Regions from separate parts of the Homo sapiens genome. Here all the other regions are linked to region 1. Evidence: chromatin loops called from intact Hi-C (ENCODE). Cell type or tissue: PC-3. All regions are shown on one strand.

What was found. Hi-C counts contacts between places; a loop is a spot of excess contacts. Peaks named below come from ENCODE experiments on the same cell type or tissue, not always from the same donor. Only the 100,000 strongest peaks of a DNase experiment are listed, where the experiment ranks them.
Region 2: it touches region 1 in a loop (17-fold over the local background); 15 of 110 quality-filtered maps call a loop at or near these places.
Region 3: it touches region 1 in a loop (7-fold over the local background); 8 of 110 quality-filtered maps call a loop at or near these places.
Region 4: it touches region 1 in a loop (10-fold over the local background); 3 of 110 quality-filtered maps call a loop at or near these places.
Region 5: it touches region 1 in a loop (4-fold over the local background); 4 of 110 quality-filtered maps call a loop at or near these places.
Region 6: a loop joins it to region 1, with 5 times the contacts of the local background. A loop is called at or near these places in 5 of 110 quality-filtered maps.

What each region holds. Positions count from the first base shown.
Region 1 is chrX:104,564,085-104,569,084 of GRCh38, reverse strand. It overlaps IL1RAPL2 (interleukin 1 receptor accessory protein like 2), which reads right to left and starts at 2,886. Exons shown (of 11, transcript NM_017416.2): 1 at 2,034-2,886. RefSeq lists an enhancer at 1,052-1,809. In PC-3, CTCF peaks have their summits at 2,911 and 3,120; a DNase peak (open chromatin) is centred at 3,144; H3K4me3 peaks cover 2,901 bases; H3K27me3 peaks cover 1,668 bases.
Region 2 is chrX:104,919,338-104,924,337 of GRCh38, reverse strand. All of the region lies in intron 2 of IL1RAPL2 (interleukin 1 receptor accessory protein like 2), which reads right to left. Among named protein-coding and RNA genes, the nearest start is that of TEX13A, 300 kb to the left of the region's middle. In PC-3, a CTCF peak has its summit at 1,994 (motif pointing right); a DNase peak (open chromatin) is centred at 2,017.
Region 3 is chrX:105,187,995-105,192,994 of GRCh38, reverse strand. The region is part of intron 2 of IL1RAPL2 (interleukin 1 receptor accessory protein like 2); the gene reads right to left. Among named protein-coding and RNA genes, the nearest start is that of TEX13A, 30 kb to the left of the region's middle. In PC-3, CTCF peaks have their summits at 915 and 2,549 (motif pointing right); a DNase peak (open chromatin) is centred at 2,574.
Region 4 is chrX:104,709,751-104,714,750 of GRCh38, reverse strand. The region is part of intron 2 of IL1RAPL2 (interleukin 1 receptor accessory protein like 2); the gene reads right to left. Among named protein-coding and RNA genes, the nearest start is that of IL1RAPL2, 150 kb to the right of the region's middle. In PC-3, a CTCF peak has its summit at 2,046; no DNase peak of the experiment used is centred here.
Region 5 is chrX:104,666,159-104,671,158 of GRCh38, reverse strand. All of the region lies in intron 2 of IL1RAPL2 (interleukin 1 receptor accessory protein like 2), which reads right to left. Among named protein-coding and RNA genes, the nearest start is that of IL1RAPL2, 100 kb to the right of the region's middle. In PC-3, a CTCF peak has its summit at 2,431 (motif pointing left); no DNase peak of the experiment used is centred here.
Region 6 is chrX:104,308,179-104,313,178 of GRCh38, reverse strand. No RefSeq gene overlaps it. Among named protein-coding and RNA genes, the nearest start is that of ESX1, 56 kb to the right of the region's middle. In PC-3, CTCF peaks have their summits at 3,007 and 3,789; a DNase peak (open chromatin) is centred at 2,978; H3K4me3 peaks cover 529 bases.

The sequences.
Region 1 (5,000 bases):
ACTTGCCTCTCCTTCAGACCAGCTGAGGTTAGAGTGGGCAAGCCAGGAGCCTTTGATGCCACAGCCCTTTATCCACATTTAAACGCTATTTAAATCAGCTGCTTCCACCTCAGTAATTGCAGGCTGTCTACCCCAGGGCAGCCCTCAAATTGGAGAGCTAACTGTAAGCAGGTGGTTTCAAACTGGAGTCTCCGCATCGGGTCCAGCAGCCTCACGGTGCGACTGTACTGGCCATAGAGCAGGGGTTGCTCCACGGAGGAGAGGAGTAGAAGGGATGCAAGTGGCGAAGATAGGCACTTCTGCTGAAGCCTCGGCTCAGGAATACTTGGGAATTTCACCCTCCCTAAGTCCCAGGGTAGTTGCCCAATTGCTATCTTTGGGGAAGCCGGAAGCATGGAGAAGAACGCGTTCTGTGCGGCAAGAAGGGGTGGAAGCCTAAGTATCCGAGACCCTGCTGGCAAAGAGCCCAGTGGTACAACAATGCATGGATACTAGTGCCCCAAATAATCTGCTTCCACGGCGGGTAATTGTGGGCTATCTAGCCCAGGGCGGCCCGCAAATTAGAGAGTTCACACCGTACGGGTCGGCTCAGAGATGAAGCCAAAACCTTGGGTCGGCTGCTGCGGTGGGGTGGGAGATGAGGATGTCAGTGGGAAAATGGACCCCAGTCCCAGACACTTGTCCCAAAAACTTAACTCCTTCATTCCCAGGGACTCTGTCACTGAGGTAGTCTTCCTGAACTGTAGGACGCCCGTGCTGAACTTGCAGGCTCAGAGAAGTGTCCTTTCCTCCCTCCCTCCCTTACTTCCTTGGGGTCTGTTCCCAGCTATGCCGCATGTTTAATAATCTACAGCTTGATTCCCCTGGCCAGGAAAAGAAAGGAGGATTCCTTCTTGGAGGTCTACACATTCGATTGAAGGTAGTGGTGGTGGGCAGGTCCCGCTTCCTCATTCGGGGACAAGATACTCCTAAATAGACTCCCCCTAAAAAAAACACCTGTGATAGGCTCTAGAGTAGCTTTCAACTGAGAAGTACTTTTCCAATACTTCTGTGCAGTCACAACTTTTGTGGGTGGCAAGGGGAAAATCTTGAATACTTGTTTACTAATGTCTCTAAGTCCTTGGGCGGCACAGATGGAGAGGGGATGGCTGCAGGGACCAGGAGAAACCCCTGAAGCAGACATTTGTTATAATACACATTTCCCTTGCCAGGGTCTCCTTGCCAAAGCATTTTTCTTAAACGTCTGATGGTGACAGATCAAGCTGTTTGCTCCAATGCCAGGCCCAGAGAGGCAAGGCGAGCCACTCGCGAGTGGCTATCCCTACTCTCCCACTCTAGTTTTCCTTCACAAGGAGTCTGAAGCGCAATTTGGCGCGGGCAGATCCTCACGCCTGAGCAGCAGTGGGGACCTGGGAAACCCACTCTAGGGGTATCGGGGATTCTTGCGGGAAGAGGAAAGGGGGCGTCTCGGGAACCACAGGGGAAGTACCTTCAGGCTCTCAGTGCAGGAGCACAGAGATGGCCCCAGATATCCAGCGATCTCCCCTGCCTAGTGCTTGGTGGGAATCCCAGGAGCGGCAGCGTATTGCTGGGGAACCCCTCGCTGCTCCACCCAGGAGCCGCCTTGAGCCTCTTCCCAGCTCCAGTTGCTCTCCCAGCTGCGGCAGAAATGTGGGCAGTCAGAAGCGCCCAGTTGGAAATTGCCTTCCAGGCTGCAGAGCCCGCGCGCCAGCCGCAGAGAGCATGAAGATCCCGCCGCGGAAACGCAACGCTTGGGCTCGCGGGCACCTGAAGGACGGCGCACGCTCCTCCCAGGCGAAGAGCCCCTGGCCTTCGGAGCTCTATTCCCTAAACTTTCTGGGAAGGCTAAAGGAAGAGAAAGCCAACTGGCAAATTTCCAGGCGCGGAGACCAGAGCTGCAGGAAAGATAAAGCCTCCATTGGCTGCGGCCTGCCCCGCTGCCAACTGAGAGCGCAGCGCGTTCTCCCCTGGCCCTTGCCAGTCAACTCTCCAGCTCTGCGAGTGGACATTACCTGAGTCTTGCAAAACGGCCAGCAAAACGTCCAGCAGGTCTCAGATGCGTAGTTCCATGTCCAGGGCGAGACGGCGAGCCGGGTTCCGGAGAGCGCGGGCTGGGACTTCCCAGGCAGTCGGAGTGGCTGAAGGGGGCGCGAGGAAGACCGCGTCTCCCCAAACAGCGGACAGTACAGCCCCGCCTGTTTTTTCCACTCCCTGTCTTAGCCAAAGAGGATACTAGTAAACTTCCCCCCAGCCAGGGAAGATTTCTAGAGTTCAGCAGAGCTTCTGTGGACTTTGGGGAGAGCTGGAAAGGGAGAGTTAAGGAGGGTTTCTAAATTACTCAGCTCCGTAGTTAGAATGGCAGATGCTGCCTCTGTCTCTCAGTGACTAGACTCTCCTAAGTCGCCTGCCTCCCAGACTCTTCCTTTTGCGCGACTTCGCTTCGGAGCAGCCTTGCCCCAGCAACACCTTGCCTCGGCCAAGCGGTGCACTCCGGGACGCGGGCGCCTCAGCCTGTGGCCCTCGCCCCCCTTGCGAGGTAGGCACACTCCAGGAGCGAAACACCAGCTGCCCTGTCGCCCTAACGGAGGTGCAGGCGGCAGGTGCAGACTCTGCCTGTCCACCTCTCTCCCTCCTGTTCGCTGCTCCAGTCTTTCCCGGGAACCCTACAGCCAGTGTGCAAAAGCCCACAAGTCTCCCTTAGTTCCGAAGAGGGAAGGGCGCCTGGAAATGAGCTCCAGGCTCGCCTCACATCCTGCCACCGCTGCTGCCGCCTCCAAAATATGCCTGGAGTGCGGGTGGGAGGGTAGTGGGAGTGACCGAGAGCTGCGTTTTTGTCGCTAACAGTTTGGAGCCTCCTGGCTGACTGATTGCACCGGGGAGGAGGTGGGAATTAGAGAGAAGCGCTCTGGCGCGTCACGAAAAGAGCTGCTTCTGCTCCTCCTCCTCTTCCACACCCCTTTAGATTTGGGAGCGCGGGGAGGGGAGGCAGATTGAGAAAGGCTGCCAACCCCAAGTCCCCCATCCCCTGGTTTAAAAAAAAAAAAAAAGCGCTCTCTTACCTTTCTCCGGAGAAGGAAAGCGTGTCCCGGCAGCGCCGTCTAGCGTCCTTACCAGAGTAGGCCGGCGTACAGGATTGGGGCGAGCGCTCAACTGAGTGCAGGTATGGAAAGCCACTAAAAGTTTTCCAGCTCTCCCAGTCTCCAGTTCTAGCCGCTGAACAGGTATCTAGTTCAGTCAGGAGTTCACCTGCTTGGTTCCCCGCAGACTGGAACTTGCTTTTAAAGACGCAAACCACCTAGTTTTTCTGACAATTAGAGCTTTCCAGGACCGGAGAGAACTCTTCTTTTCCACCCCTGCCACCTATAAGATCCTTAAGTCTCAGGGTTCTCCAGCCCCGCCAGTCATGGGGCAGGCAGGTAATGTACTGGGACGCAGGGATGGGCTTGCAGCTAGGACCCTGGCCTCAATCATTCTGCCATGCGCCAGGGGCTCGCCAACCATGCATCTGATCACCTGCTCTCCAACGTATTGCAACCCAGGAACCCCTCTCTTTAAGCGAGACAGGGGAGAGGGACTACGACCCAGGACTAGCAGCGTTTCTAGATCGCAGCGTTGAAGAGTCCCGTTGCCACGCCAGGTATCTTCCCAGAGTGTTTCGCTGGGCTCTCGGGGCGCCGCACTGATTAACACACCTTTACCGAATTACTCATTTAACGGGTCAGCTGAGCGCTGTTCTCCAGCATTTGCTGCTGCGCTGAGCTCCTTTTAATTTGTCTTTCTCTGAGCTTTCTCCAGCTATTCTCCCGAGGCTGTTCCATCGCTCTGCATTAGCCACAGAGAGCGAACGAGAGATGGATACAGGGCCCAGGAGGGAGAATTGAGCGTTTGGTACGTGGCACGCAGCGCAGACTCGCGCCTTTCTACTCCACTTATTTGGCCGCTTGGCCTCGGTCCACCACCCACTCAACTGTTAAGGCCGGAGCCTGTGCATGATTAAGGTTATTCTCCCTCTCTCGCCTCTCGCCAAGTTTATGCACTCTTCCCCTGTGGACCATCTCTTTCGACAAATCCAGCAAAACCCCACCCCCATCCTGGAAAATTTCTTCTTCAATCGGGGTTAAGTCGGGGATCTAGAGAGGTCGGGTGTGAAAGGAAAGGACCTTCGGGCGGGAACCAATACCAAGCTACCCTCCTGGTTTTCGTTGTTTATATACATGGGAGGGGGAAAATGGTCTGTATTTTTAAAACAGAAGATGTCCTGCCGTTTCTGCTTCTGTTTTTCCTTTTTTCTTTTTTTTTTTTTTTAACAGCCAATTCTTTTGAAGGGAGATAGCCAGCCAATTTTCCATTTCTCCTTGCCTACGGAGCTCATGCAAACTTCCCTACGCTAGCCGGCTGGCCCTGTGCAACCTTCACTACCACCTCCCGCCAACCCCCTCCGCACCTACTTTACTGTTAGTGGTCCTCAATGCCAACTGCCAGGTGCTTCCAACCAGCTGGGTACGGCAGGCAGCAACACGGGGTGGCCCCTTGGTGGAAGGACACCACCTGGTCAAGTCTTTCCTTTCTGGTTGGATCCCTGGCACCTCCAGTCTGGCCTTTAGCATGGCACTAGCCCCCGGACCCTGGGCCTTAGCTGACCAGCAGGGCTGTCCATGGATGAGACCATTTGATCAAGCCACGGGACCCTTCACTTACATTGGGGTGTTAAGGAGCCAGCAGTCAGAGTGAGGGGAGCTCATTCAGGATCCTAGCCAATAAGATCCCTAGGCAAATCATCAAGTAGACAATACATTTAAAATAAAAACAAACCTCTTCCTGTCCTGTTGGTTTCTCGTTTCATCATCTTTCTATATCTAGGGTCTCGCTCTGTCACCTAGACTGGAATGCAGTGGCACATACAACCAATTTGACCCAATTTCACTCTAATACCCAGTGCTTTTATGTATCAAGTTCTGTACCTCCTACCCTATCAAAAC
Region 2 (5,000 bases), 360 kb before region 1:
GAGTCCAGTTTAAGTCCAGAGTTTCTTTGTTGACTTTCCTGACAATGCTAGACAGGTCATCAAGGCAGAAAACCAACTACCTTGATGGCTTGTCTTGTGTTGTCACTGGAATGTTCAAGTCTCCCACTATTATTGTATTGTTATCAGTGTTTTTTCTTTGGGTCTAGTAGTATTAGTTTTGTGAGTCTCGATACTCTAGTGTTGGGTGCACATATTTTTAGGATACTTACATCTTCTTGCTGTATTGAACCCTTTATCATTATTTAATGCCCTTCTTTGTCTTTTTTTTTTTTACTATTGTTATAGTGTGTTTTAATCAGATATAAGAATGGCTACCCCTTCTCTCATTTGTTTTCCATTTGCATAATATATATTTTTTCCATCTCTTTACTTTGAGCATGTAGGTGTCTTTAGACATTTGGTGGGTCTCTTATAGGTAGCAGGTGGTTGGATCTTATTTTTTTTTTTAAATCCAACTTGCCCGTCTATATCTTTTAATTGGTACATTTAGGCCATTTATGTTCAAAGTTAATATTGACATGCGAAGTTTTGTACCTGTCATGGTTTTGTTTCCTAGTTACCTTAAGTCTCAACTGTGTAACTGCTTTATAGGATCTGTGAGCTTTCTACTTACATGTGCTTTTATGACGGTAAGTATCATCCTTTTGTTTCCATGTTTATCACACCTTTGAGCATTTCTTGTAGGACCAGTCTAGTGGTGACAAATTCCCTTAGCATTTGCTTGTCTGGAAAATACTTTCTCCTTCATTTATGAACCTTAGTTTGGCAGGATTTAAAATTCTTATCTGGCATATTTTTCATTTAAGGAGGCTAATAATAGGCCCCTGATCGCTTCTGGCTTGTAAGGTTTCTGCTGATAAGTCCACTGTTAGTCTGATGGGATTTCCTTTATAGGTGATTTGTATTTCTCTTTAGCTGCTTTTAAGATTTGTTCTTTCACATTGATGTTGGATAGTCTGTTGACTATATGCCTTGGCAATGTTTCTCTTGTATAGTGTCTGTCAGGTGTTCTATGAATTTCTTAAATCTGGGTGTTTGCATCTCTAGGAAGATCAGGGAATTTTTCCTGAATTATTCCCTAAAATACGTTTTCCAAACTTCTTATTATTTTCTTCTTCTACTTCAGGAATGCCTATAAGTTGTAGGTTTGGTCACTTTACATAATCATACTTTTCTCGAAGGCTTTGTTCATTTTTAAAAATTCTTTTTCCTTTGTTTTTGACTGGGTTAATTCAAAAGACTGGGCTTCAAGCTTGAAATTCTTTCTTCTGCTTGGTTTAGTCTATTGTTAGAGCCTCCAACTGTGTTTTAAAATTTCTTCAGTGAGTTTTTCATTTTCAGAAGTTCTGTTTGTTTTCTTTAAATATATGTATCTAATCTTTTATCTCCTCAATTATTTTTCTGATTTCTTTGTGTTGGTTCTCCACTTTCCTTTGTATTTCACTGAGCTTCCTTAAAATCCATACCTTGAATTCTTTATCTGGCATTTCCAAGTTTTCATTTTGGTTAGGATCCATTGCTAGATAGCTAGTGTGGTCCTTTAGGGGTGTCAAAACGTTATGTTTTTTCATGTTGCTGGAGTTCTTGTACTGGTCCCTTTTCATGTGTAGAAGCTGTCACTTTCTATTTTTAAACTTACTTTCATTTCGGTGGGATTTTTTTCTTCCCCGCTTGAGTGTGTTACTGTTGTGTATGTTGGGTAGAGTCCTTCGGCTTTGCTTCTTTGTGCTTTTAGGGCACCAACACTCTGTATTAATTCATTGATTATAGATAGCCTTACTGTAGTGGTTTTCTAAGATGCTAGTTGTTTGTAGGTTGTTGTAGTGGTGTGCTGTGCCACACCAACAGAGATGGAGAGGTGGAGGCCTTGGGAAGCTTATCTCATTTCCCAGCACTGTGTGCTTCTTTCAGCAGCGATTACATTAGATTACGCAGTTCACCCTAGTGGCCAGTAGGTGGCGATAGCAGGCAAGAACCAGCTGAGCACTGTACAGTGATATTTGCAGTTGTGATGGGTCATGCAGTTTGCTGTCCCAGCCAGTAGATGGCGATTGCCGAGGACAGCATTTGCGCTGATGGCAGTGGACTTTTTACTTGGCCTTTGTTGATGGGGGAAGTACTAGGGTGTTCCTGAAATGGGCAGGGTATGGGGCTCCCAGGGGTCCTGCTCCACACTCTACCACCAAGGTGGCTGGAGGGGGCAAAACTGGGCAGGGCTGGGTTGGGCAAGCCCACAGCCAGGCTCTCCAAGGCAGTCGTAAACACTTACCTTCGCAGGGGTCTAGGGGCTGCTCTCGGGCTACTGGGACAACCCTCCAGTGGGGGGTGGCGGCGCCTCTCCTGTGCCACAGAGCACGCTCAGGGTAAGAAGGATGCCAGGGGTTATCAGCCCAGCAGGCAGCCATGGGACCCCACCCAGCTGCTGCACCCTGGACTTGGGAGATCTCCCTCCAGTATTCAATGCTGGCAACAGGCCCAACTGACTAGACTAGTCCCAAGCAATCTGTACCCAGATTGCCAAGCCATTCCAGGCATTCATGATACTCCCTGAGGCAGAAACCATGGCTATCAGGCCACACCCTTCCTGGCCCGGTCTCCTGAAGGGAGTTCCCATGCCATTACATGAACCCGAGCTGTGCTCTTCTCTTATTCTGACAGTGAGGGCTCCTCCCCTGCTAGAGATCAGGCTACGAATCTCATTTTCATCCACCTGGATGGTGTGCTCAAGTCCTGGGAAACTGGGACAAGGCCAGCGGATTTGTTCACTGGCCCCTCAAGGTCAAGGACCACATGTGACAGGGGGGTGAACTGCACCTAGGCCATCAACAAACCACCTAGGCGGGACAATGGAGGCTATGTTGTTGGCCCCTCCCCTGTGGGAATGGCCAGACCGGCAGTCTTAGGAGGGTTTAGCAGATGTGGGATTTCATGCTTTGGCTGTACCTCAGCCCCATGGCAATGGCAGTGGGACCTGTCTTGGGCATGTGAGCATTCCCTGGCCCTGTTCTCTCCAAGCCTAGCAGACAGCAGGACCTGTAACAACTTAGGGCAGGATGCAAAGCTCTGGGGTGGGGGTGGGGGAGCTCAGAGTCAGCTTTTGCTGTCGCTGCCTAGCACACTGAAGACTTTTGGGCTCTACTAGGGTTCAAGCAATGTGTCTGTGTTATCTCCAGGCAGCTCCCTCTGCCAGTCCAAAGGTCTGAAGGAGTCTGGAGGAATTCCTGTAGCTAGGAACTCAGAGATCCACAGTGGGAATATGGTGTCCCGGGGTTTCTTCCCTCAACACTTCCTTGGGAATGGCACCGGTCTGGGGGCCAGTCCTGGTATCTCACAATACCAAGCAGGCAGCCTCACTTCATCCCTCTTCAACCAGGGTGTCTTCTGTCACTTCTCTATTGAATTTCAGTGTTTTGTCTCAAAAGATCTGGTCAGAGTGTGCAGGTATACTCAATATTTTGGTTCTTTTCCACAGAAAAGGCACCTCCCAGCTGTATCTAATCAGCATCTTTAATCTCTCCTTTTTTAGTGTTTTTAAAATGTATGTAAATGGACTCTGTCTTAATCTAGCATGTTAGGCCATTCTTACATTGCTATAAAGGAATACCTAAGACTGGGTAATTTTTAAAGAAAAGAGTTTTAATTGGCTCATGGTTCCGCAGGGTGTACAAGCATGGCACTGGCATCTGCTAGGCATCTAGGGAGGCCTTTGGGAGCTTTTACTCATGGTGGAAGGCCAAGCAGAAGCAGGCACGTCACATGATGAAAGCAGGAGCAAGAGAGGGGAGGGGAGGGGAGGGGCCACACACTTTTAAATAACCATATCTCACGATAACTCACTCAGTATCACAAGGACATCACCAAGTGATACAGGATCTGCCCCTATGACATGATCACCTCCCACCAGGCCCCACCTCTAACACTGGGGATCATAATTCAACATGAGATTTATTAGAGGGGACATTAAAAAAAGCACAGCCTGAGGCAAAATCTTATGTGTTGCTACTACTATTTGGTAGTGTAATCCCAGTGTTGTAGAAGTAAGGGGAAAGAAAAGGTGAATCAGGGGAAAAAGTGTTAATAGGAAAGTATGATCCTGAGTTGGCCATTGCTTGGTATCAAGCACAATTGATTGCTTGATTTCTAGGGACCAGTTGCTTCGAGACTGTATTTACTACTATAACTCAGTAAAGTAAATATTGGGGAAGAGGAGGAGAAGAAATGATCTGCCAGCAATAGTCTCCATTGGTCAGAGTCTCCCCATGGAGCATTACATCCCTCACACTTCTGAGTTGTGTAGACAAGGGTGCTGAGCCAGTCCAATGGCCTCTTATGCCTCAGTGGCAATAGAGAGGCCTCCATGCAGGACATACAAGTCACACAAAACAGACATGAAGCAAGATTGTACCCTTGTAAAGTCAGTCTGAGCCCAAACAGAATTAGTCCCTACAAAATTGGCTTGGGCAGAAAAAGCACCTGGGCTGGGCGCAGTGGCTCACATCTGTAATCCCAGCACATTGGGAGGTCGAGGAAGGTGGATCGCTTGAGGTCAGGAGTTTGAGACCAGCCTGGCCAACACAATGAAACCCCATCTCTACTAAAAATACAAAAAAAAAAAAAAAAAAGTGGGTGTGGTTGCAGATGTCTGTGATCCCAGCTACTCGGGAGGCTAAGGGCAGGAGAATCACTTGAACCCAGGAGGGGGAGGTTGCAGTGAGCCAAGATCGCACCACTGCACTCTAGCCTGGGCGACAGAGTAAGAGACTCTGTCTCAGAAAAAAGAAAAAAAAAAAAAAGCCAGGCGTGGTGGCTTACACCTGTAATCCCAGCACTTTGGGAGGCCAAGGCAGGCAGATCACCTGAGGTCAGGAGTTTGAGACCAGCCTGACCAACATGGTGAAACCCTGTCTCTACTAAAAATACAAAATTAGCCAGGTGTGGTCGCACATGCCTGTAATCCCAGCTACTTGAGAGGCTGAGGC
Region 3 (5,000 bases), 620 kb before region 1:
ATTAGTTTTATCATGCAGACCTGGAGCGTACACTGATAATTCATTTCCCTTTAAGGGCCATGTGAGCAATATGTATTTGACTTAATAGATTTATGGTCTCTTTTCTTCTGTTCCCTTGCCTTAGGTATCAGAGTATTTAGTTATAAGGTAGTCAATAGCCAGAGAACAGCAATACAATAATGGAGAAAATAATTTCTAAACGTTATCCCCATTTATTCTTTTCCCTTAGTATTTGCAGTGTAAGGTTACAACATATTTCAAGAGATCTCAGGGAATTTTCCCATTAAAATGGACCAGAGGTATGATAACACGGATCTATGAATGCCTACGTGCCACCAAATATTTTCCCACACTACACTCTCATCAGTAGAAATCAATTTCCATGAGCTAAGGCATTGTAGCCTTAAACCTAAATTAGAGTATTAGACCCCTACTAGATTCCAACAAGTTGGTATGATTAATTTTTATTGGATTGCTATTCTTAATAAACCAAGAGTGGGACAAAAGGAGGTAGAAAAGGATGTAGCACATTTATTTTTAGATTTGGGACTAGGGAAGCAACTAAGAAGTATAGGCTGAGGTAAGAGGCCTGAAAAGTCAGGTGATCAGTCAACATGGAGGGATTGAACACTGACGTTAAGAGGGAAGAGCTTAGAGGTGTCAGAAAGTCACAAAAGGGCAAGAAGAGATGAAAGGTCACATATAACTGAATTTGCCAAGTGCCATTAAAAGTAATGCATGCAAGTCAGATTTCTGTCATCAGGAGTTTGCAATCACATGCCATACTTCCAGAGCCCCTTGCATGTAGACTCTCCATACATATTTGGCAAATACTGAATGAATACATCTGTGATGCAGCTGACAAAGGTGCAGGCTACTGATCAATTGGGGCCGCAGTGGAACTGAGTAGCCCATAGAGGGAGCCAACTGGTGCGCTTGATCTCATCTGCACAAGCCTGCAATCCACAGGAGGTATCCAGCCCTATACTGTTCACAATTCCAGTGGTACCTATTTAAGCAAGCTCCTTGCAGGGCTCCTGAGAAGACTGTTGACTAGATAGCTTGGCTTCTCCCACAGGTGATTTGATAACTGTATCTCCCTGACCAGCCACAAATGTGAATGGAGGCATTGAAGGAAGGGAATTTCACTACTTCCCCTGAATAGTGAAACTCTGCAGTTGGACTGAAGCTTGCTACGGAACGAACCCACTGAAAGTATAAGTGAATGTATGTCTGCCCTTTGTTTCACAATCAGTGAGTATGATTATAAATATTCTTGTCCCTGGATTTGAAAACACCTCCTATTCCTATATTATCCTTTCTCTGTTCACTCAAGTCTTATGAATAGCAATTTCAGTATTTAAAAGAACAATTGCAGGTTTTTAAGATTCTCATCACTACTCCCTTGACTTAGATTTCTATAAGGCTCAAAAAGTTATTACTCTTGGTTTAGTCTTGTGGGTACCAATGCTTTAATATCGGCCGGGTGCAGTGGCTCACAGCTGTAATCCCAGCATTCTGGGAGGCTGAGGTGGGCAGATCACCTGAGGTCATGAGTTCAAGACCAGCCTGGCCAATATGGTGAAATCCTGTCTCTACTAAAAATACAAAAATTAGCCAGGCATGTTGGCGCATGCCTGTAGTCCCAGCTACTTGGGAGGCCAAGACAGAGAATCACTTGAACCTGGGAGGCGGAGGTTGCAGCAAGCTGAGATCGTGCCATTGCACTCCAGCCTGGGCATCACAGTGAGACTCCGTCTCAAAACAAACAAACAAACAAACAAAATGCTTTAATATCTGAGTTCTCCAAAACAATTATAATGGAGTGAAGAAAGCCACTTGTATAAAACTCGTATCTCTATTTTAATCATTTTCATTCTGATCTGTACAACCAATGTATGTTTAGGGAGTTTGACATAAAGATTCCAAAGAAGGAGCATCTAAAGACTAGAAAGGAACATGCCAGCATCTATGCAATTTATTTTGCCAGGAGGAGATTCCTAGGAGTAAAAATTAGTGCAGTCCCCTGCAAAGTGCCCTGGGTGTCCCAAGCAAACTCATTTGGCCTCTTTATAGATAAGCCTCCTACTTCCTCTTCAGTACAACCAGGAAGGCAAATCCTGCCGCATCTATCTGTTGTAAAAACAAAACCCTGTGAAAAGTTTATACATACCTGTAAGAGGATAAGTTGTTATTATCAACAATTATAACATTATTTTAGAAAAAAAGAACATTGAGTGCAATAAAACTAGACTCTAATGACTATGTACAATTATTTATTGGGGGACAGGATATATAACTATGTATAGAATTGCTGATTCTGGATTTTTTTTTCCCCAAATTGGAAATCCCTTGTTAGGTATAATGGCTAATCAGCACTTGAGAAAATATGCAAGCATGTGTACCCTATACTAGCTTATTATGTGTTTGTGATTAACAAATTCATTTGTTAAACCAGGTGTTTCAACTATGTAAACTTAATCCCATTCATTTTTACTATCAGTTTTCCTGTGAGCTAAAAGGGCAATTGTTGGGGGGCAATTCATAAAATTACCACTAGAGGGCGAGCTGTCCAAGTTTTTGTTTTACATGTTTTCCCCACATAAGCTTTAAAACTAAGGATTTATCATTGACCAACTGCTGGTTGCTTGAGAAGAATCACAGCACACCTATGGGGATGCACCATTGTAGGTGACAGAAGCCAAAAGTTGAGAATACAGCTGCGATCTTGCTCAAACTGGGGAACCAGGCTACACCCCCATCCCCCCACCCAGTGAATGACCCAGCACAGAAAAGTGTAACAGCAGCAGCAGCTATGAGTTTCATTGAGCCCTTAGAATAGAACATCCAAGAACTGTGCTAGGTGTTTTGCACAAATTTTTCTCCTTTCATTCTCATGTCAACTTTGGGAGGGAGGGACTCTTGTTATTTCCACTTTACTGATAAGAAAAAAAGAAAGCTCAGAGAGTTTAAGTGACTTGCTCAAGGTCACTCAAGTTGTAGTGGCAGAATTCAGACTCTAACCCAAATAAGTTAGACACAGAACTTATAATCTTAGTCATTATGTGTTCTATATCCTGCCTCCTATACTCTTCTTCATCCCAGCCCATGAGCTAGTAAAAGATTAAAATTTGCTTGGTGCTATCCAAATTGTCATATGTATTCCACAGAGTTCATGCCTCTCCAGGAGTAGACATTTCCAGGTGAGGGACATCATATTCCCAAATAATAACCATTGTGGGAAGAATAGCCGTAAGGTAATGTATGCTAATTATTTATCTATGAATTATACACAGTGTTTACAGAGTAATTAATTATTAATAATTCATGTTCTTGACGTAACCTCCAAAGGTCAGATCTAGACCTTGGAAAACTTTATCTGACCCATAACAATTTATTTAAAATTAAGTATCTAGGAATGATTATCCCATCCTACCATTATATTTAAGAATATAGTTGTGTGTGAGCCTGTGCGGTGGCTCACACCTGTGATCTCAGCAATTTGGGAGGCAGAGACAGGCAGGTCACTTGAGGCCAGGAGTACGAGACGAGTCTGGCCAACACAGTGAAACTCCATCTCTACTAAGAATACAAAAATTAGCGGGGCATGCCTGTAATCCCAGCTACTCTGGAGGGTGAGGCACGAGTCGCTTGGGACCGGGAGGCAGAGGTTGCAGTGAGCAGAGATCGCACCACTGCACACCAGCAGAGGTCGTGCCACTGCACTCCAGCCTGGGCAACAGAGCAAGACTCTGTCTCAAAAATAAATAAATAAATAAAATTCAGTCAATTCCTCTTAAAAAAACAGAAATATAGTTGTGTTTATTTTAACATTTGTGTATATTTTACTTATTGAATACAATGTTGTGCTCTTTTTCCTAATATTTTAATGTGGGAGTTGAATGCCTTCTATTTCTGTCTCAGATATGCCCCCATCTAAGAAAAGTTTCTTCCTGTTTATACCCAGCACAGTGGACTCCGTCTGCCTCAAATGGGCACTCCACAGGCACAAGCAAGTCAAACTCTCTAAAATGTGAGTGGCCTGTGCCCCTGTTGCTACACCTGTGCCTCTTTTCTCCTAGCCTAGAAGTACAGACAGAGCTTTTGTCATTTTTTTTAAAATAAAGTTCTGTCAGTGGAAAAAAATACTGATTTTTAAAATTTCATCTGTGCATCATTGTCCATCAATAGAAAGATTTCCCACTCCAGCTCTATATATACAATGAATGATTATTGCCTCAAGTTTTTAAAAATACCTTTCCAGAAATTTCTGTTCAGTTTACATATTTTATGAATTGGATTATATGCTTCCCTTTCACACTTTTACCCCCTACTATTCATCAATGGGAAAGATCTGCCTAAATGAAGTCCTTCATCTCATTGCAACCTAGTTATTACACTTAATAATGGGCTGACAACCATTTTCATTTCCCTCTCATTATAGAATCTGTGCAATGCTTTGTCAAGATCACTCTTTTCATCTTTATCCCATGAATGAGCCTCCAATGCATTCTGAAAGTGAAGCCATGGTGAGGCATTACAACCAGCTCCTCAACTTCTGATTTCCTGAGGCCTGATGAGTCTCCTTGGGAATTAGACACTAGCCAAGACAATCAGATGCACTGATGTTAATGCTAATGTGCCTGTGGGAGACAGGGTAGTAGCACTGCCCACCAAACCCTGTAACAGGGTTTCTACTGTCCCTTCAAATCCAGGATGCTCAGCAGTGAGCTTCTCTCCCCTACCAAATCTGCCCCACCTCTCATGTCCACAGTCATCCAAGCCAAAAAGTGTGGAGTCATCCCTGAATCTTGACTTTCTCTTCTCACTGACCACCTCCTACCCTTTCCATAAAACATTAAGCCTTGCCATTTCTGAAGTTACTCAAATCTGTTCCCTTCCTTTCTATTCTTAAAGACACTGAAGACTATCTAAGTGCTTCTCATGTCTTGCTTGGATTATTTCAATATTCTTTTTTTGTCTTTATTAAGTTCTAATTA
Region 4 (5,000 bases), 150 kb before region 1:
CAAAAACCACACGATTATCTCAGTAGATGCAGCAAAGACTTTCAGAAAATTCAACATCTATTCATGTTAAAAACTTTCAATAAACTAGGCATTAAAGGAAGGTATTAGTCCATTCTCACACTGCTATGAAGAAATACGCAAGACAGAATACTTTATAAAGAAAAGAGGTTGAATTGATTCACAGTTCTGCATGGCTAGGGAGACCTCAAGAAACTTACAATCACAGCAAAAGGCACCACTTAACAGGGTGGCAGGAGATGGAATGAGAGCCGAAGGAAGAGGGAAGCCCATTATAAAACCATCAGATCTCCTGAGAACTCACTCATTACCATGAGAACAGCATAGGGGAAACTGCCCCCATGATTCAATTTTTTCCACCTGGTCCCACCCTTGACAGGTGGGAATTATTACAATTCAAAGTGAGATTTGTGTGGGGACACAGAGCCAAACCACATCAAGGAACATAACTCAAAATAATGAGAGCCATGTATATAACAAATCCACAGCCAACATCATACTGAATGGGCAAAAGCTGGAAGCATTCCCCTTGAAAACTGGCATGAAACCAGGATGCCCTCTCTCACCACTCGTATTCAACATAGTATTGGAAGTTCTGGCCAGGGCAGTCAGGCAAGAGAAAGAAATAAAGAGCACCCAAATAGAAAGAGAGGAAGTCAAACTATCCCTATTTGCAGATGTCATGATCCTATATCTAAAAAAACCCCATAGTCTCAAAATTTTCTTAAGCAGACTCATTCACTAAACTTGTATATATCCCTATTATTCACCTATATCAAAAATTCTCCTCTCCTTCTGGAAACATGGAAGACTTATTTCTCGGCTTCTCTCTGCCCCCTTAAATTTAGGCAAAGCCAGGTAATTAATTCTGACCAATGGCCCATGAGGGGAAGTGAACATATGTCATTTCAGAGATGAGGCTGAAACTATCAGATCAAAGCAGTCTAAGCCCCTGAGTCACTATATGGAAACGGGTTCCCTGGAAAGCAACCTGGACTCTCAGAAGAAGTAAACTTCTATTGGGTTAAACCACTGAAATGTGAGTGTTGATTATTACTGCAGCCTACCCTAGCCTCACACAACTTAACTGAAGTAATTTATTACACATATAATTCTACATATATATATATATACACATAAAAAGATGTGATGTTATACATGAAGAATAGGTTTAAAAAACTTGAATTCAACCAAACCCCATCTTGATTGTGGTTGCATGCCTCTGAGTATAGAAATAAGAGTCTGAATTTCAAAAACAAGTTCTCTGTCCTGAGTGAAAACAAGAGTAAGGTGGAAGGGATTACATTTTAAACAATTTCAAGTAATGTGCTTTGAGCTCATATTCGTGGTCTGTGTAGGGGGCTTGTTAGGGAAGCTGATCACAAATTGCTTTGTATTTCTCTCATTTCTGCAGGGGAGGAGGAAGTGGAGAAATATTGACAGAAGTAGGTAATAGAATCACTGAAATGGAAGTGGCCTTGGAGGGTCACCAAGTCCATTATTCTTTACCCAGGCCAGGTTAGAGCCATCCTAAACCTGAAAGTTAAAGAATATTGGTGAAAGATTTCCCAGCTTTCGTCACTGACTAATTAAAGATATCCCAGGGCCCATGCAGTACATAATTTGCTCTCCAATAGTAACACCAGGGACAATTCTGTAGGAAAGTAGGACATTTGTCTCCTAAAACACCAGCATTGAAAGCTTACAGAACTGATGCAAACACACCTAATTTGCCATTAAAATACTGTTATAAAGCTTTTGCCTATGGACCTGTTTTTATTATCAATCTGAAAAAAAGTTCCTCCCAATAAAATTCCTTGAAATAACTCTCACCAAAATGCCTCCTGTTTCAGTCAAAATCTACCTCTTCTTGTCTATTCTCAGTGCATATGAAAACAGCTGTCAAAGGGGATTTGTAGAGATGCCCCTGGGTCAGGGGCTGCTACAAAGGCTAGTAAAGTTTTGCCAACAAGATTCACACAGCTTGCTATGAACACTAATAACCAGGGGATGGTGCAGTCTTACTGCTCTTAGTGATGCAAGAGGATATTAATGTTTTAAATGTTCGTTCAGTGAGAAAAAAAATTACTGGTCTACTCCCTACTCCATACAATGTTAAATCTATATTGTGATATTTTCTCTCAAATGTATATTTATTTAAGGGCTAGGGATTTACAAGGACCTTAGGAATAGGTCCTTATATATATTGTACATATATAGAGGATCAGGGAGTAATTTTCCCATTTTTGTCCTTGTAAACATATAGGTCTAAAGCACATGCCAAGCAGCAGAAATGAATCATCTGCAGAGGACCACAAGCTGTCGTTTAAACCCTAGTCTTATCTTTTCACTTCACTCTTTTCATTATGTCTCCTTTCTGGCCTTGGAGGCAAAAATACATTAACCATCAATTTATTCCCTGTGGCAAACCTTTGCCCCTCAGCCTTATCAATCCATTAAGTAAACCCCATTAAATTGGTCCTCACTTTGCAAAAATGGCAGACTGCTCCAGGGAAAAGGGAGAGTTATAATACTGCTGGGAACAATCAAACAGTTAATGACAACTCATGGAGAAGAGGGGAACTTCCTAGGTTATTCTCTTTTCACTTGTGGCCACACTATCTGGTCTTATAAGCCAGTATTACAGCAGCTGATCATTTATAACTTCAAAAACAGTTTTTCTCAAAATTCCAGCTATTTCTGTGGTAAGACTACAGTTCATGGACCAAGCAGGGGTATACTGTAAATAAACTTACTAGGCATTCAAAGCTGGCAAGTCCTCCCTCACTGATTTGCCAATCCCATAGCTTTCTCTAATAGCCCTGGTATGTTCCTTCATTGCCTCAGAAACTATTTTGCACAGTGAAGTACTGAAGTGAAAATTTGTATTCCAGAGATTTATATGACTACATTTATTCTAGAGATTTTAATACAAATACATTCATATTTACTCTCTCTCTCTTCCAGTGTCTCCTCCCCCACTTCATAAATCCCTATTAGACATGGTTGGAATACAGAATATTTACCAAAAAATCTTTTTTTTTTCCAATGAGCCAGGTCATTGCCCTCAGTTCTACCTATTCATTTTCCTCTTATTTCCATTTTTGCTTTTCTCATGCCACTAGCCTCTATCTCATCTCTTAGCACACAGATAAATCCTTTGAACTGACCTCATTTTGCCATATTTGTCTTTCATTATTTTCCTATACATACATGCATTAATGATTTTAGCTCTTCTTATATTGGTGGGAGGAGCAGGTAGGTGTTACTTAGACTGTATTCCTTAGATTTCATCAAGTATCTTGGGGTTGGGTTTCTCCCCCTTATTAAATGATACTGAACTGCTTCTTCCCAACCCCTGTACACATGCACACAAAGAGAACTTTAAAGGTAAAGTGTCACATAAAGGTAAAACACAAGATCAATAGCTTTAATGGGTGTGTGTATATCTCAGAACATGCATACAGTCATGTATTCACAGAGTGTACTTACACAAACCTAGATTATAGCCTACTACAGATAGGTCATATGGTACAGCCTATTGCTCCTAGGCTACACATGTATACAGCATGTTACTGTACTGAATATTGTAGGCAATTGTAACACAAAGGTCAGTATTTGTGTATCTAAACAGACCTGAACATAGGAAAGGTACAGTGGACAATAACACGCAGAGAGCTGTTGTCTCCTATGATAACAATGCCTTCTGGCATATCTCCTGAAGGACCCACCTGAGGCTGTTTTACAGTTGACTTTTTTTTATAGGTAGAAGGAGCACACTCTAAAACAATGATAAAGAGTATAGTAAATACATAAACCAGTAACATAGACATTTATAATCACTATCAAGCATTAAGTACTGTACATAATTGTATGTGCTATACTTTTATATGACTGGCGATGCAGTAGGTTTGTTTACACCAGCATTATCACAAGCAGGTGAGGAATGCATTGTGCTATTATGGCTATGACTTTTCTAGATGATAGGAGTTTTTCAGATCCATTATAATTTTATGAGACCATCATCCTATATGTAATTCATCATTGACCCATGTTACGCAGCAAATGAGTATATGTACATCTGTACATAAAATGTATTGAAGTGAAATTCATATAACAAACATTTTAAAGTGAACAATTCAGTGGCATTCAGTACGTTCACAAGGCTAGTCCCAGAACATCTCAGTCTAGTCCCACAACATTTTCACTAATCCCTAAGCAAAACCCCATAGCCATTAAGCATTTTCTTTATCATCTCTGCCTCACCTTAGCCCTTGAAACTACTAATCTGCTTTCTGTCTCTATGGATTTGCTTATTCTGGATTTTCATATAAGTGGATTACACAATATGTAGCCTTCTACATCTGCATCTGACTTCTTTAATATAACATGTTTTCAGGGTTTGTCCACATTGTACGTTACCTTTTACGGCTAAATAATATTCCATTGTATGTATGTACCATAATTTGTTTACCCATTTATCCACTGATAAACTTTTGGCCCATTTGCACCTTTTGGCAATTTTAAGTAGTGCTGCTACAAACATGGCTGTACATGTATTTGTTGGAGTCTCTGTTTTCAGTTCTTTCACATATATATCTAAGAGCAGATTTGCTGGGTCATATGGCAATTCTCTGTTTAACCTTTTGAGAAACTGCCAAACTGCTTTCCACAGTAACTGAACCAATTAACATCCCCACCAGCAATGCAGGAGTGTTCTAATTTCCCCACAACTTTGCTGTTTGTTTCTTTTTTTTATTATTATAGCTATACAAATAGATGTGAAATGGTACCTCACTGCTTTTTTTAATTTCCATTTCCATGATTAATGATGTTGAGCATCTTTTTACAGGATTGTTTGCAATTTACGTATCTTCTTTGAAACAATGACCATTGCTGTTTTTTAAAGCTGTGTCCCTTATCTTTTCATTGTTGAGTTGTAAGAGTTCTTTATATATTCTGGATACTAATATCTGATTAGC
Region 5 (5,000 bases), 100 kb before region 1:
CCTATACATACATATATAATAGCACACGTGTTTTTATATTTATATAAAAATTAGCATAGTACCTATTACAGGCCATTGAATATTTAAGTATTGAATGAATAAGTGAACTAAGGAATAAATTAAGGGTCTTGTATGCCATATATTATATGCTACAAGGCATTTTACCTTTATCCTGTATGCAATAGGGAGTCAAAGGAGTTTTATTTCATAAGTAGAGGTCTTGCATCTAGCAGTTGATCTACAAATGTTCATTAGACAATGGAATAAATGCTTGAAATTGCTGTACATCTATAACTAAAAACAAGCAAACAAGTAAAAACACCATTTGCAAGTATTATGGAAAATGGGCAGTAATGTAGAAGGGCTGGAAGAAATTATGAAAGGCTGAACTAGGTCAGCAACAGATAGGATGAAGAAGTGTGGGGTGACTACCTATTAGGTACTACGCTCACTACCTGGGTGACAGGACCATATATACCACAAACCTTAGCATCACACAATACACCTAGGTAACAAACCTGCACGTGTATACCCCCGAATCTAAAATAAAAGTCAAAATTTGTTTAAAAAAAACATGACTGGAGTGGTGTGATGGTTAATATTAGGTATCAACTTGTTGGATTGAAGGACGCCAGATGGCTGGTAAAGTACTTGTTTCTGGGTGTGTCTTTGAGGGTGTTGCCAGAGGAGATAACATTTGAGTCAGTGGACTTGACAGGCAGATCCACCCTCAGTATGGGTGGGCACCATCCAATCAACTGCCAGCAGAACTAGAACAAAGCAGGTGGAAGAAGGTGGAATAAGCTGGCTTGCTGAGTCTTCTGGCTTTCATCTTTTTCCCTTGCTGGATGCTTCCCACTCTTGGACGTCAGACTCCAGGTTCTTTGGACTTTGCACTCTTGGACTTACACCAGTGATTTGCTGGAGGCTCTCAGGCCTTCAGCCACAGACTGAAGGCCGCACTGTTGGCTTTCTTGCTTTTGAGGCTTTTGGACTTGGACTGAGCCACTACTGACTTCCTCCTCAGCTTGCAGATGGCCTATCGTGGGACTTCACTTTGTGATCGTGTGAGTCAATTCTCCTTAATAGACTCCCTTTCATATATACATCTATCCTATTAGTTCTTTCCCTCTGGAAAACTCTGACTAATACAGGTAGTTTAGAAGATATTTGAGAATTCAAACTGCAGAACTTGGTGATTACTGAATATGGAAACTTGCAGTAGATTTGAGAGTCACACCATATATTCTGGCCCAAATAGAATGATAATGTAATTTTAACTAAGATGGGGTACACAAGAAGGGTGGAATTTAAATAGATTAAAAATTGAGTTTTGAAGTTCAAAGTGCCTGTGGGACAGCCAAGGGAAGATGTCTAGAAGGAAAATAATGCATGTAACTCAGAGGAGACATAAAGACTGGATTGCTAGAAACCTCAATAGGTCAGGGGTTCTCATCCCTGGCTGTACATTAGAATCACCTTGTAGTTAAAACAAATAGATGAACAAAAAACCAACAGATTCCGAGGCCCCAGCCCAAATAAATCAGTAACTCTGGGAGTGGTACTTGCACAGGAATATGGTTTAAAAGCTCCCTGGGTGGTTCCAATATGCAGACACTGCTGAGAAGCACCAAGAGGGTAGATAGTTAATACCAAGGGAGTAGAAACTTTGGAAACGTATGGAGTGGTTTGTTAAAAGAGTAACAAGGAGAAAATGCTGGAGAAAAGCGACTTTTAAGAGACAGAGAGGAAAATGAGATAATGATGGAGACCGGGAAAAAATGGCCAGAAAGATACAGATAGGACCAAGATAAAATGATGTCACTAGAGCAGAAGAAGAGAGTGTCAAAAAGGAAGAGGTGTGTCCAATAACACCGAATGCTCAGTAGTGTTTCAGTGTATCAGTCTGGATTGGTTTAAAGATTAAACTAGCTGTCACCTATCAAAGAATAGGAAAGTTCTGAGTAAAGGTCAAGAAAATTGTGAATCATTTGAATTCTCTTTAGCCTTGGGGAGGGCGAAATGCACAAGAAACAAGCAAAGATATTAAAAGCAAAGTAGCCAGGGGGAGTGCCAAAGGTAAAATTTGCCAGTCTCATAACTTCTCCTGCCTTTGGCTTTTGAATACCTAACTTTGAAGAACTACTTGAAAAGTAACGAGAGCTATGCCTCACAGTCACCTTCTTGGGAAAAAAATGAAAAGATTCAGAGGTAGTTTGGTGAGAACCTAAGCAGAATAGCTCTCAAAAACTGAAGAATCGTGGTTGTGGGGGTGGTGCTTAGTAAATGTGTTCAAAGATTAGACCAATCACACTATGGTGACTATAAAGCTGTTATTCCTTCTAATTTCAGACTCTGAAGACAGCCATGAGATGGTAAAACGCTACTTCAGAGATGCAGAAGGAATGTATTACAGTGCCACCCGCTGGTAATGTTAAGACCAGAAACAAGTTCCTTTACTGTAAAAAAAAAAAAATCATTAATTCCCTGAAGCTGAAGATACAAATAAGCTTTATTCTGATTTTTAATTAAGGTTAATGCCTTACTCAGTTTTTTTTAAATTCAAAACATTTTCATAATTGAAAACAAAGCTTTGATTGAACCTTCCTATTATAGCAAATGTAAAGCATGTGAACAGAAACACGAGCATCACACTCTGGGGACTGTTGTGCGGTGGGGGGAGGGGGGAGGGATAGCATTAGGAGATATACCTAATGCTAAATGACGAGTTAATGGGTGCAGCACACCAGCATGGCACATGTATACATATGTAACTAACCTGCACATTGTGCACATGTACCCTAAAAATTAAAGTATAATAATAATAAAAAAATAAAAATAAAAATAAAAAAGAAACACTAGCACAGAGCTAGAATGTCTCAGCAACCTTGCCCCCTGCCTTCCAATCTAAAGCGCCTTAACCAACATTTCCTTTCTGGATTCAATATATATCCTATAATTTTAAAATTGTGGAGGTATTCAAAACACCATCTGTCTAGCTACTTGTTTCTCAACAAATATGTTTCCTAACTACCTGAATCTTATACTATCCTCCAGTCAATTTAGGCCACTTGATATTCAAAAATATCCTGCACTTTATGCATCCACATATTTGCTCTTATTTTAACCTCTGCTCAGAATACCATCCCCCGTCACTATTCCCAATCCAGTCTGCCCAATCCAGTCTTCACAGTCAATGTCAAATGATGCCTGTCCCATGAAGCCTTCCCTAATCACCCTCACACCCAGCTGAAAATAATATCTCCTTGATATGAACTATATCCATGCCTCTTATATGACTCTTATTATATTATGCCTTTTATAAGAGTTGTAAATAAGACATATCCATGGTGTTGTGGAAAGAGCATAAACTTTGGAATCAGTCGATCATCTGAAACCTAAATTTTCCACTTAATGGTTGGGGACCTCAGATAAACTCACCCTCCCTGAGCTTCAGTTTTCTCATCTTTAAAATGAGGCTAATGATGTCCACACAAAGGCACAACATGGACGAGTGATTAAGAGCAGGACTCTGGGGTCAGACAAATCTGGGTTTAAATCCTGGCTTTGCCAATTACTAGCTATGTAAGAGAGTGGTCAAATTATTTAGCTACTCTAAGCCTCAGTTTCCCTATATGGAGAACAAGAGTTGGACCTACCTACCTCAGTGTCTTTGTATTAGGAGACAATGTATGTAAAGTGCCTGGCATATAGGAGCACTCGATGCATGTTAGTTTCTCCCTTCCCCCTATGATTTACTTGTTTCTTGGGGGGCTAAAAGCATGTCTGGTCAATTTCTGAATCACTGAGAGGGACCCATCATAAGACATTTTATTTTGCTTGCTTGCATTTAGTTTGCTTGCATGTTTGGTGAATTAATAAATGCCCTATTTCTAAGACAATCCTTGGCAGAATTTGATTTCAGGAAACCACTGTCTTGTTTCTCCACAAAGTAGAGATGCCAAATACATGCCATTCATCTTAAGGGTTTAATGGGTGCCTCTTAAAACCATGTGTTTCTTGTCTGTAACCATTTAGGGAGAGCACACTTACAATACAGCTCTCATAACTCACACCCACAGAGAGAGGCAGGGCCTGACTCTTCTTAGCCTGGGGGAAGGTCATTGAATGTCAAAGCATTTCTTTTAGAAAATAGTCCTGGTGCAAGCCTCACAAAATATCATGCTTCTCTATGACAGTCTCAAATAAATATATGGAAGCAAATATGAGGCAAGAATAGGAATATGAATGGAAGTTTAAAACTGCATATTCAGTGTCCTTCTCATAGACTAGGAAAGTCATGCATATTCTAAGAAATCTCTGGGTGCTAGCTTTCTCCAGGGACCAAACTACAGTAGGCATTAAGGGTGTGCTTTTGCAGAGCACATACTTCGTTTAGGGCAAATTACACCTGTAGAAGTCAGCAAAGCCACAAGGGATGCACTTTAGACTGATGTGCCTACATGAGTTGGGTTATGATAGAAACTCACCTGGCAGAAATAACAGACATTCAAAGCATGTCTCCACTCTGGCAGATAAAATATCTTTTCATTCCAAAACAACAGAGTAGAAAGGAGCTCATTCACTGCAGTTCTTGGCTGTACTTATGGATGGGATAAATCCCAATATCAAAATTAATAGAAGGCTCAATTATTCTTCCTTCTCTCTCATCCTTTAACCTTATGGACAGTAACAAATCCAACATGATACCAAGCTCGGTGACTTCTGTATTTGGAAGATGCTACAGAGCTGGATGAAATCCCCCATGGAATTGTTTTCGGACTTTCCAGCTTTCATTAAATAATTAGCTTAATTATCCACACCTTTTCATTTAAAGAGAACCAGTGTCATAAGGAACTTTAATATTTCAATCATATCAGATGTTGATGTTGTAGAACAACCAAAATAATAATGAACTTAGTTGTTAACTCACATTCTCTTCTCTGCCATTCTTTGTTGCCAAACTTAATGGAATAGGCAGAGATTTTCACTGTATGGAT
Region 6 (5,000 bases), 260 kb after region 1:
TCTTCTTATAAGGACATTAATTCTATTGGATCAGGGGTCCAAACATTACTTCATTTAACTGTAATTCTGTTCTAAATATTTTATCTCCAAATATAGTCACATTGGAGGTTAGGGCTTCAACATATGAATGGGGGTGGGGGGTGGGAAGGGACACATTTCAGTCCATAGCATTGCGCTTGGTGATGTGGACTAAAAACTCATACCTGCTATGCCCATTTATATTCCTGATCTAATGAATAAACAGAGAAGGTGACTAACCTCTGGTCTGATTTGACCTGAGGACACAAAAAAGAACCCTAATTTCAAGTTAGCTACTCCACTAACCTGTCGCTGGCCCCCAAACCCAATACCAGAATTATTCCTTTGAGAGAAAGTTACTGAAATCAAAGGTCCAGGTCAAAGTATAAATTCATTAAAGAGAAGAGCTACCCTTCTCCGAATAGCAGAGGAAATTCCCTAGGAGGTCTGGGGACCCAGCCCAATGTGTCCTGGACAGGAAATTGAGCGTTGTAGCTAAGAGTGTGGACTGCCATGTACTCAGCTCTTTGCCCTTGGGCAAGTCATTTAACCTCACTGTGCCTTAGTTTTCCATCCACAAAATGTGGATAAAACCTCTTAGGGTTGTTGCAAAGATTAAATCATTTACTATGTAGTAAGCTCTTTGAATAGAACCTGATACATAGTAAGCATTTGATGGATGTTAGCTATTATTTTATCTTAGAGATTTGAGGACATTTTGCATTCTACTCCAGGGTATGTTCAAGTTAGTTGCCACCAAGAAAAAGTGACAGTCCAGGAAGAGGCAATACATACGCCCTGCTACACTGCCACATACATTCAGAATTGTACATTCAGAAATGAAGCCAGGGCCAGGCATGGTGGCTCACACCTGCAGTCCCAGCACTTTGGGAGGCCAAGGTGGGCAGAATACCTGAGATCAGGAGTTTGAGACCAGCCTGGCCAACATGGTGAAACCCCGTCTCCACTAAAAATACAAAAATTAGCTGGACGTGGTGGCGCATGACTGTAACCCCAGCTACTCTGGAGGCTGAGACACGAGAATCGCTTGAACCCAGTTGATATGGTGAAACCCCATCTCTACTAAAAATACAAAAATTAGTTGGGCATGGTGTGGTGGCCCACGCCTGTAATCCCAGCTACTCGGGAGGCTGAGGCAGAAGAATAGCTTAAACCCGGGAAGTGGAGGTTGCAGTGAGCTGAGATCGCGCCATTACACTCCAGCCTGGGCATCGCATCGAGTCTATCTCAGAAAAAACAAAAACAAACAGGAATGAAGCCAGGCCGGGTGTGGTGGCTCACGCCTGTAATCTCAGCATTTTGGGAGGCCAAGGGGGTTGAATCACCTGAGGTCAGGAGTTCAAGACCAGCCCGGCCAACATGGTGAAAACCCGTCTCCACTAGAAATACAAAAGTTAGCTGGGCGTGGTGGCACATGACTGTAACTCCAGCTACTCTGGAGGCTGAGGCACGAGAATCGCTTGAACCCAGGAAGCAGAGGCTGCAGTGAGCCGAGATCATACCACTGCACTCCAGCCTGGGTAACAGAGCAAGACTCTGTCTCAAAAAAAAAAAAAAAAAACAAAGAAAGAAAGAGAGAAAGAAAGAGAGAGAGACAGAAAGACGAAGGAAAGGAAAGGAAGCCAAGGACAACCTTTGGAAAGAGAGAAGAGACACTGAGGAACAGAAATCAGGCAAAGGAAGGTGATCTGAGAAAAATCTAGATCTTGGAGTGTTGTCCAGAAAGGTCTAATGTAGATAAAAACAACTGGGGCAGTGTGGAGGCGGTGTAAGGGCAATGGGCCCCTGGGAAGAGAGGAGTGCTTTGAGGCTGCTGAAGACCTTTCTTGTGAGTTCCAATTTCTGAGTTTCTCTGGGGCAGAAAGATCTTTCAGCAGTCCCAACCCAGACCTGCTCTGCCCCAAACAGAGGCAAGAGCTTTGCCTAAAATATCCAGAATACCAGGGAGTTTGCAAAAAAAAAAAAAAAAAAAAAGGCCGTTTTCTCTTCCTCTTCCCTGAACAAAGCAATGCAATGCAGCAATAGCAGCTGAGACACTCTCATCCTTCATTCAGAAACAACAAAGGAAATTATCTTTAGGAGACACAAACCCTTGTACAATAGACTAATGGGCAAAATAGTTGCCAGGCTGTAGGCCCTTTACTCAGTATGCAAATGAGCTGAGTGGAAGGGAAGAAAGAATCAAAAACAGCTGTTCTGTTTTCTTTCTCCCTGTGTTGACAAGGAGAAAACAATTTTTCAAGTGGCTACAATAAATAAATAAATAAATAAATAAACAAACAAACAAATAAATAAATAAATAACTCTATAGCTATATTGCTCCTGCTGCAAAGGCAGCCTCCACACTTAGATTTCTTATTGTTCCATCGTCCTGAATACACATAATTATTCTAGGTCTGGTATTATCTGTTCTGCACAAACAGCTGAGTATCTTTCTGAACTTTTGTCCTATACCACAAGGACCTATCAAAAATAAAACCCACAAAATAGCAGGAAGTGAAAGGATGCTTTCATGTCTAGTGCAAAATTTTCAGGGGGGAGGCTCTGCCCCCACTATGCACATGAGCACAAAGACCCCTGCGCACACACTCTCTCAAACACACACGCACATGCTCACACACACACACTCCTCAAGAGCTATATACTTCCCTCCGGACTTGGGAAAGGAACATAATTACAGATCCTCAAACTCCTTCCACTGCATCATGCTTTGGCTGTACTGTAGGGATGTAGTCGCCGCCCACACGCAGCCTGGAAAGCAACCGGCTCGCCTTAGAACTGCCTCGAGAGCCATATGTGCATCGGCTGCAAAGCCAACTATGATTTCCTCCTGGGCACATGGTTCAATATATGTTTTTGCACAGGCAGGCGTGGACGTGAAAGTCATTTTTCAAGAACTCAGATCCTCGGATATACGTATTTATACACATAGCAGTGCTATGGAACTTGCTATTGAAAGGGGGACATCTTGTGGATTATCTGAGAATTCAGCATTTCTGGAAGGTAGGCCAGTAATAGGAATTTTTCAAGCAATGCCTATATGCCAGGCACAACACTAACCACTTTACATTGATTATCTCCCTGATCCTCAGAGTGAACCTGGGAAGTAGGGGCTGTTTTTGGCGGTTACACAGATAAGGAAACTGAAGCTTTGGGAGATTAAATAATTCATCCAAAGCTTCACATCTAATAAGTGGAACAGCCAGGATTCAAACACAGGTTTTATTGGCTTGAAAGTTAACCTGCTCTCTTTATGTTATACTACTATCAATATGCTTAGCAGGAGTGTAAGAATTGGCACTGCCAGGTCATTGGTTAAGAGTGTGCGCTCTGGCGCCACACTGCTTGAGCTTGATTCCAGCTCTGCTGGCTATCCTTGACAGGAGACATATCCAGATGACCCTGTTGGCTCATTTCCTCCTCCTTTTTGGTAGTTTCGCAGAGAGCTGGCTCAGCAGCACTGAGCCTGTCTTCAAGATATAAAAAGGCCTTTGGCTAACGCCACCGTTCCTGGTAGGCAAGGCTGTTCCTAGGGCCTTAAGTTATGCAGATCCTGGCCCTCCATAGGCCTGTTCCCTAATGGTCCCTGGGATGGAGAATCCCTTGATACAGCTCCTGTCCCTTAAAAAAAAACTAGATGTCCCCTAGTCCCTCTTAGGCTAAACTAAATATATAATACAAGTTGGGGACAGGATTCAATCTCGCTCATGGAGTGCTTTCTCCCAAATCTAGTGTGCTGGCCCGGGAAGACACTGCCCCTGCTGGAACCTTGGTCACAGGGCATACAGAACATCTCTATCTGACGTGTACTGTGGAGTAGTGTTCCAAGGACTGCATGCACTCTGCTGCTTCTTTGTTTGTAAATACCACCCACATAGAAACCCCCTGCTATACCTGCACTTTGTGCTACTAGTGGTTTGCGTCTGTGGCCCCCTTGCATGACGAATCTTGGACACATTACAGCTGAACAACACAGGGGTTAGGGGTGCCCGCCCCCAACAGTCAAAAATCCATGTATAAGTTTTGACTCTCGCAAACCTTAACAAATAGCCTACTGTTGACCAAAAGTCTTACTGATAACATAAAGTTGATTAACATATATTTTGTATATTACATTATATACTGTATTCTTTTTTTTTTTTTTTTTGAGACACAGTCTCACTCTGTCGCCCGGACTGGAGTGCAGTGGTGCCATCTCAGCTCACTGCAACCTCCACCTCCCGGGTTCAAGCGATTCTCGTGCCTCAACCTCCGAAGTAGCTTGGATTACAGGCATCCGCCACCATGCCTAGCTAATTTTTGTATTTTTAGTAGAGACAGGGTTTCACCATGTTGCTCAGGCTGGTCTCGAACTCCTGATCTCAAGTGATCTGCCTCCCTCAGAGTCCCAAAGTGCTAGAATTACAGGCATGAGCCACTGCACCCCGCCTATACTGTATTCTTATAATAAAGTAAGCTAGAGAAAAGACAGTGTTATCAAGAAAATCATGGCTGGGCATGGTGGCTCATGCCTGTAATCCCAGAACTTTGGGAGACCAAGGTGGGAGGATTTCGTGAGCTCAGGAGTCCAAAACCAGCCTGGGCAACATAGAAAGACTTCGTCTCTACTAAAAATTAAAAAAAAAAAAATCAGCCAGGTGTGGTGGCAGGTGCCTGTAGTCCAAACTACTCAGGAGACTGAGGTGGGAGGATCACTTGAGCCCAGGAGATGGAAGCTGCAGTGAGCCATGATGGCACTGCACTCTAGCCTGGGTGACAGAGTGAAATCCTGCCAAAAAAAAAAAAAAAAAAAAGGAAGGAAGGAAGGAAAGAAAGAAAAAGAAAGAAAGAAAGAAAGAAAGAAAGAAAGAAAGAAAGAAAGAAAGAAAGAAAGAAAAGAAAAGAAAGAAGAAAGAAAATTATAAGGAAGAAAAAATATATTTACTATTCATTAAGTGGAAGGGGATCATCATAAAGGTTTT